2 separate regions of the Homo sapiens genome follow, and region 1 is linked to region 2. The links are chromatin loops, found by intact Hi-C in ENCODE. Cell type or tissue: natural killer cell. All regions are shown on one strand.

The links. Peaks named below come from ENCODE experiments on the same cell type or tissue, not always from the same donor. Only the 100,000 strongest peaks of a DNase experiment are listed, where the experiment ranks them.
Region 1: it touches region 2 in a loop (10-fold over the local background); 4 of 110 quality-filtered maps call a loop at or near these places.

The regions. Positions count from the first base shown.
Region 1 is chr4:139,413,947-139,417,946 of GRCh38, forward strand. No RefSeq gene overlaps it. Among named protein-coding and RNA genes, the nearest start is that of RAB33B-AS1, 38 kb to the right of the region's middle. In natural killer cell, CTCF peaks have their summits at 2,328 (motif pointing right) and 2,529; a DNase peak (open chromatin) is centred at 2,345.
Region 2 is chr4:139,028,576-139,032,575 of GRCh38, forward strand. All of the region lies in intron 1 of NOCT (nocturnin), which reads left to right. It overlaps LOC124900780 (a long non-coding RNA gene), which reads right to left. Exons shown (of 2, transcript XR_007058274.1): 1 at 719-4,000. Among named protein-coding and RNA genes, the nearest start is that of NOCT, 15 kb to the left of the region's middle. RefSeq lists an enhancer at 2,178-3,002. In natural killer cell, CTCF peaks have their summits at 2,221 (motif pointing right) and 2,421; a DNase peak (open chromatin) is centred at 2,256.

The sequences.
Region 1 (4,000 bases), 390 kb after region 2:
ATGATGCCCTTTGTGTTTGATCCACAAAAAGGGAGACATCCAGAGCTGAAGAGTTTTCCCTGAGAATTTTGTCAAGAGCTAGAAGAGAAAGGGGAAGAAGTACATGAACAACTGCATATGGTGATATTCACTCTTAAGTCTGCTATACAGAAATTTAAGGGGTGGGGGGCGGTGGTTATAGTGTGGAGCCAGGAACCCAAGGAAGCCTATCCATAGTTCCACATCGCTGATGTAATTCTTAGTATATGGACACTTGAACAATTCAATATATTAATAAGTCTAAATTTCTATCTGGACAAGGGTCTGGGGTAAGGAGCTGGGGGTATTTTGTTTCCTTATATGTTGCGGGAAGTCAGGGACCCCAAATGGAGGGACCGGCTGGAGCCGTGGCAGAGGAACATAAATTGTGAAGATTTCATGGACATTTATCAGTTCCCAAATAATACTTTTATAATTTCTTATGCCTGTCTTACTTTAATCTCTTAATTCTGTTATCTTCGTAAGCTGAGGATGTACATCACCTCAGGACCACTGTGATAACTGTGTTAACTGTACAAATTGATTGTAAAACGTGTGTTTGAACAATATGAAATCAGTGCACCTTGAAAAAGAATAGAATAACAGCGATTTTTAGGGAACAAGGGAAGACAACCATAAGGTCTGACTGCCTGCAGGGTCAGGCAAAAAGAGCCATATTTTTCTTCTTGCAGAGAGCCTATAAACAGACATGCAAGTAGGAGAGATATCGCTAAATTCTTTTCCTAGCAAGGTATATTAATATTAAGACCCTGGGAAAAGAATGCATTCCTGGGGGGAGGTCTATAAATGGCTGCACTGGGAGTGTCTGTCTTATGTGGTTGAGATAATGACGAAATATGCCCTGGTCTCCTGCAGTACCCTCAGGCTTATTAGGATTGGGAAACTCCATCCTGGTAAATTTTTGGTCAGACCGGTTCTCTGCTCTCGAACCTGTGTTTTGTTGTTTAAGATGTTTATCAAGACAATACATGCACCGCTGAACATAGACCCTTATCAGGAGTTCTGCTTTGCCCTTGTCCTGTTTCCTCAGAAGCATGTGATCTTTGTTCTGCTTTTTGCCCTTTGAAGCATGTGATCTTTGTACCTACTCCCTGTTCATACACGCCCTCCCCTTTTGAAATCCTTAATAAAAACTTGCTGGTTTTGAGGTTCGGGTGGGCATCATGGTCCTACCGATATGTGATGTCACCCCTGGTGGCCAAGCTGTAAAATTTCTCTCTTTGTACTCTTTATTTCTCAGCCGGCCAACACTTATGGAAAATAGAACCTCCGTTGAAATATTGGGGGCGGGTTCCCCTGATAATTATACTTCTCTCAGTAAATGTTCATACTGTCTTTACTGTCTTTTCGCTCCCTCCCTCCTTTCCTTCCTTTCCTTTCCTTTCCCTCCCTCCCTTCCTTCCGGACAAGGGTCTTGGGGCATTTTGTTTCCTTATACTTCTCTCAGTAAATCAATCAATCCTTCCCTTTTTTTTTTTTTTTTTTTGAGACAGAGTCTCGCTCTATCCCCTGGCTGGAGTGCAGTGGTGTGATCTCGGCTCACTGCAACCTCCACCTCCCAGTTTCAAGTGTTTCTCATGCCTTAGCCTCCCAAGTAGTTGGGATTACTTTAGTAAAGACATGGTTTCGCCAGGCTGGCCTCGAACTCCTGACCTCAGGTGATCTGCCCACCTCAGCCTCCCAAAGTGCTGGGATTACAGGCATAAGCCACCACACCTGGCCTATACTGTCTTTTCATCCATGAGAAACATAACACAAAGACTGGGCATATGCTAAGAGTTGTCACCAAAACACTGAAGGAACGGACAAGGAAAGGGCAAGGGTACGTAGTGGAAGGGGCAGGGGCAATTAATGGGCTAAGAAGGTACAGTACAGAAGGTTCAGGAGAGGGAGGTAAAACTCAGAATCACTGGCTGTATCCCAACTATACAGCCTTGGGTAAGTTGCTTACTTTTTCTGAGCCTCAGGATCCTCATCTGGTAAGTAGGGATAAGTGAGAGTAAAAATAGGACCAACCTCATAGGCTCCTGTGACAATAAAATGATATAATCCATTTGAAGTACTTAGCAAAACGGCTCAACAAATGTTTGCTACTATTATTAAATTTCACTAACAGTGCAACTTCAGACAAGTGGCTTAAAGTCTTTGCCCTTTATTTCTTCAGCTACAAAATGATGGATAGAACCAGGTGATACTGAAGATTTCTTTATAACTTTATATAATTATGATGTTACGTGCATTGTACTCAAGGTGGTAGAAAAGAAATTAGAAATCTCCCTTGGTTGCCACCAGGTGGCAGTAATGAGGAATTTAAGTACCATCCCATTTTGGGGAAAGCATACCATTTTTCAGTGTACAGATGCAGAACTATTGTTAACATTTTGATATATAATCTTCCATCTAGGTTTTTTTCTTCACAGGTATATGCCAATTTTTATTTTACAAAAATGTGGATAGTATTAGACATCTGTTTTGTAATCAGCTTTTTAAAAAACATAACAATATATGGCGATCACCTTCCATATCAATTAATGTAGTTCTACATCATGCTTAAGAGCTCTGTGGTATTCCACAGGAATTTATTTAAACCATACTTGGTTAAAACCATCCTCTACTTGTCAAACAATCAATGTTTTTAATTGGATTGGCATTATAACATTATAGACAATGTTTCAATAAATATCTTAGCCATATACTATCTAGTTATTTCTCAGGGAAATTTTCCAGAAGTGGAATGTCTGGGCAAAGGGTATGTACTTAAAAAAAAAACTTTTAATATATACCACCCATTTGTCTTTTCCTATATAGGTTTTTGTGTCTAATAGAGCAAGGTCCCTTATCGATGCCTTTCTTCAAAATATGAATTGGCTATTCTGAAGCATTTATTCTTCATGGTGAAATTTACAATCATTTTGTCAAATTTGCCCCTTCCTTTCCTCCAAAAATTCCACTGGAATTTTGACTGATATTGTGTCCATTTTATAGATTAACTTGAAGAGAGTTTGCATTATTACAATATTATGTCTTTCCATCCAGCAGCATGGTACTCTCCTCCATTCATCCATTTCCTCTGTCGGTAAATTTGAGTACTATTTACCATTTAGTTTACTTCTGAATATTTTATATTTTTTATTACCATTACTGGGTTTTTTTGTCCTTTTTGTTTTTTTTGTTTTGTTTTGTTTTGTTTTTTTGAGACAGGGTCTCACTCTGTCACCCAGGCTGGAGTGCAGTGGTAAAATGTCGGGTCACTGCAACCTTTGCCACCCGAGTTCAAGTGATTCTCTTGCCTCAGCCTCCCAAGTAGCTGGGATTACAGGCACATGCCACACCAATTTTTGTATTTTTAGTAGAGATGGGGTTTCACCTTGATTGCCAGGCTGGCCTTGAACTCCCGACCTCGGATGTTCTGCCCACCTCGGCCTCCCAAAGTGCTGGGATTACAGGCATGAGCCACCACGCCCAGCAGAATTACTGATTTTTTAATTGGTCACATTACTAGACTTGTTTAATGGTTCTAATATTCTTCAGTTTATCCATCCACTCTACAAATATTTATTGAGTGTGTACAATGTGCCAAATGCTATTCTGGGTCCTGGAAATAGCAGTAATAAATCTGTTCTCCAGGTCTTTATATCCTACAGAGAGGAAATACTAAACAGAGAAATATATGACAGGTGGTGATAAGTGCTAAGGAGGTGGTGGTCGGGAAAAGCATAGAAAGGAGGATGGAAAGTGACCAGGAAAGATATTCTTTCAGATAATGTATTAAAATAAGCCCCCTCTGATGAGCTGAAGTTTGAGGAGACACCTAAAGTGATGTTGCTTTTCTTGGATTTTCCTGGTAGATATTTACTTATATCACTATGCTCTTTCCCAGTCACAGCAGGATTTCCAAGCTCCTGGAGATTGCCTGTCCAGTGGCAGCAACACCAAAGACTTAGACTGTAAAGAAAGCCTC
Region 2 (4,000 bases):
AGAATGGGCTGCTGTGTGCGCCTGGGGCTAGGCAGGACAGCTGCATCGCTGTTGCCCTGAGGCAGTATCAGCACAGCTGGAGATGCTGACGAGCAGCAGTCCAAGGTGCAGGTAACTTTCTCCAGGGCCAGCCCCCTTACTAGTTGTTCAATCTAGAGAAAGCTGTGCAGATACCCACTTCACCAGATTTGGGACAGAATAATGAAAATACATGGAAGCAGTCTGGCACATTATCTCGAATGTTAATAATAGCCTTCTCTTTTTGTTTTGTTTTGTTTTGTTTTGAGACTGAGTCTTGCTCTGTCGCCCAGGCTGGAGTGCAGTGGCGTGATCTCGGCTCACTGCAACCTCCTCCCAGGTTCAAGCAATTCTCCTGTCTCAGCCTCCCGAGTAGCTGAGATTACAGGCACCCACCACCACATCCAGCTAATTTTTGTATTTTTAATAGAGACGTGGTTTCACCATGTTGGTCAGGCTGGTCTCAAACTCCTGACCTCAAGTGATCCACCCACCTTGGCCTCCCAAAGTGCTGGGATTACAGGCGTGAGCCACCACGCCCAGCTGAATAATAGCCTTCTCTTTATGCCTAGGAAAAAAGTGAGTTTTACAGAATGAAACAGAATAGCTAACATTTAGCTAATCACTTAGGATGTGCCAAGTACCTCTTGTTTAACTAAATTAATCCTCACAGTAACCAAATAAAATAGATTACACTTACCTATATGAAGAAGATAATGAAGAAGCAGAGAGGTAAATAAGTTATTCAGGATCCTATTAGTAAACAGTGGAGCCAGGATTTGGATTCAGGCAGCCTAACTTGAGTCCTTGCTTTAAGACTTTCTTGCCTCTGCGGAACCGCAGGCCGAACTTCCTGGAGAGAGCTGAGGCTTTAGCTATGAGGCTCAGTACTCGAGGCAGGCCTGTCATATTCAGTCAGTGGCACTCAATAACAGACTTGGAGACTGGTCGGTCACTAACTAAAATATTTGACTCCTGCCAGAAAGTAATACCTTCTTAACTTGGCACTTAGTTTATTTTTATTTTTATTTTAAATTTAATATAAGAGATGGGGTCTCACTACATTGCCCAGGCGGGTCTCGAGTTCCTGGGCTCAAGCGATCCTTCTGCCTAAATTGGCACTTAGAATCCAGTCTCTAGGATCTGGAAATTCATGTCATATAAGCCCACATCATGCAAAATTTGAAGGTGGCTGCATTCATTTGCCAGATGGACCTTCAGGGGACGTGTCACATTGTTTGAGTTTTGATTTTCTAGCTGATGGGTGCGCACACCACAGTTTCACAAAAATTTAGAAAGAGTTACTTTTTTTCTTTTTGAGACAATCTTGCTCTGTCACCCAGGCTGGAGTGTAGTGGTGCAATCTTGGCTCACTGCAACCTCTGCCTTCCAGGTTCAAGCGATTCTCATGCCTCAGCCTACTGAGTAGCTGGGATTACAGGGCTGCCACCACGCCCAGCTAATTTTTTTGTATTTTTAGTAGAGACAGGGTTGTTGGCCAGGCTGGTCTACTGACCTCAGGTGATCCACCTGCCTTGCCCTCTCAAAGTGCTGAGACTACAGGCGTGAGCCACCGCGCCTGGCCTAGAGTTACGTTTAATGGTGACTTAGGACCTCATTACACTTTTGAACCTTAGTGTTCTTATCTATAAAGTGGTGTAAATAATGGCCAACAGGTTCTTGAGCAGGTAACTGGTTACAGCAAGTAAAAATGCTTGGTATACCATAAAATGCTCCACCAATAAAAGGTGGTCCTCCATCAGTGTTTGACAGAATTTCTTGGTACTTTGCTGTCACTTGCCATCTTTTATTAACATTGTTTAAAGCACTGGGCTGGATCCTGGGGGAAATGGTAAATAAGGGAAACAGTCCCTGCCCTTGGGAGGCTTAAAGTCTCATGAGTAAAGGACAGAGATTGTGGTGCAAATATCCAAGGGTACCCTAAGTAGGAGAAATGGGCCAGGTATAAGAAAAGGAGAGCCATTGGTTGATCCATAGAGCTAAGCCTGGTTGCTATGAATCTTTATTGATTCCTTCAATATATATTAAATAAATATATTGTATATCCAACATCCAGGCTGCTTTATGTTGGTGGTTATCTTGTGTGAATTCTCGTTTGTATTGAAGATGGCCAGGTATTCTGGAACCTACTCTAAGAAGGCTAATGAAAATCAGCTGCTAAATTAGCTTAGTTTTTGTGAGGTGTTCAACACGCATGGCCAGTAGATGGCAGCATTGGATTGCTGTTTCAGAGATGCCTTCTTGTGCCATTGATGGCTTAGTTTTTGTGTGTTGTGTGTGCTTCTAGGTTTCCTCGGGCGGAGGTTGATCAGCTTCCATAGCTTCCCAGGTGCGTACTCAAGATAATCCTGGCTTTTGCTTGGTTTTTAATCAGCGTTTTTGCCAGGCCACCGTTTCAAGATACTAAACGCAAACTGTGAGAGAAGTAATTAGACGCTGAATGGTTTGGGCAAAGCCTAGAACAGGCAATTGGTGGGCAGCTAGAGGAAGGAAACCTGTGTGGAGCTGTGGAGAGTGGTCGGCCCTGAGTGACTGCTTTCTTTTTTTTTTTTTGAGATGGAGTCTCGCTCTGTTGCCCAAGCTGGAGTGCAGTGGCGCGATCTCAGCTTACGGCAGGCTCTGCCTCTGGGGTTCACGCCATTCTCCTGCCTCAGCCTCCTGAGTAGCTGGGACAACAGGCACCCACCACCATGCCTGGCTAATTTTTTGTATTTTTAGTAGAGACGGGGTTTCACCATGTTGGCCAGGATGGTCTCGATCTCCTGACCTCGTGATCCACCTGTCTTGGCCTCCCAAAGTGCTGGGTTTACAGGTGTGAGCCACCACGCCCGGCCTGCCCTGAGTGATTCCTTAGTGCTATTAGGAGTGCTTGGAATGGTGGGCCAAGTCAGTTTGGGTCTCGACTGTTGGGGTTGTCATCCAGCATTCTAATTATTGATGTGAAGGTGTTTCATTGCAGCCCGACCATTTTCCTTATGGTCGCATTCTTAGGAACTTGAATTGTGATCTGCCTAGATTGCTTTAGTAGTGTGTAGTAATTGGTAGTATTAAGGGTGTACATATATTCAAATATATTTGTGATTAGCCCACTTGTGGGTTTTGTTTTGTTTTGTTTTAGAGGGAGTCTCACTCTTGTTGCCCAGGCTGGAGTGCAGTGGCATGACCTCAGCTCACTGCAACCTCTGCCTTCCAGGTTCAAGAGATTCTCCTGCCTCAGCCTCCCAAGTAGCTGGGAGTACAGGCGCCCGCCACCACGCCCGGCTAATTTTTGTATTTTTAGTAGAGATAGGGTTTCACCATGTTGTTCAGGCTCGTCTCGAACTCCTAACTTCAGGTGATCCACCCACCTTGGCCTCCCAAAGTGCTGGGATTACAGGGGTGAGCTACCACGCCCAGCCTCCCACTTGTGGTTTTTAGGAAAGTAAAGGTATTGCCAAATGGGAGTTTACATACTTGCTACTGTGTTTCAGAAATCTAAATAATCTGAATTCTCTGGCAGTTCTTCAAAGGCTGTTTATAAAAGTAAGAAGAGTTATATTCTTATACAGTAAAATAGCAGTGAGGGCTTAGCAATAGTGGTACAAGGAATTAAGACATCCAGTTTTAAATGTATGTAAAAATGTGCTTATAGAATTAGTCAGTGGCAGGGGGATGGGGTGATGTTGCTAAATGGACACTAGGCAGAAGAGATAAAGCTATTTAATGTGCCTGTTAACTATATGAATTCTGTAACTTGTGTGTTGCATTGAGAGTTATGGCTGGCCCATTGCCGTGACTCATGCCCAGTCCCAACACCTAGGGAGGCTGAGGTAGAAAGATCACTGAAGGCCAGGAGTTTGAAGCCAGCCTGGGACGCTTAGTGAGATCTCGTCTCTACTTTTTTAAAAAAAAATTTAATAAAAAAATAAAATGAGAATTACTGTGTTTGTGAAAAATGAATTGTGAGCAGAAGCCAAATATG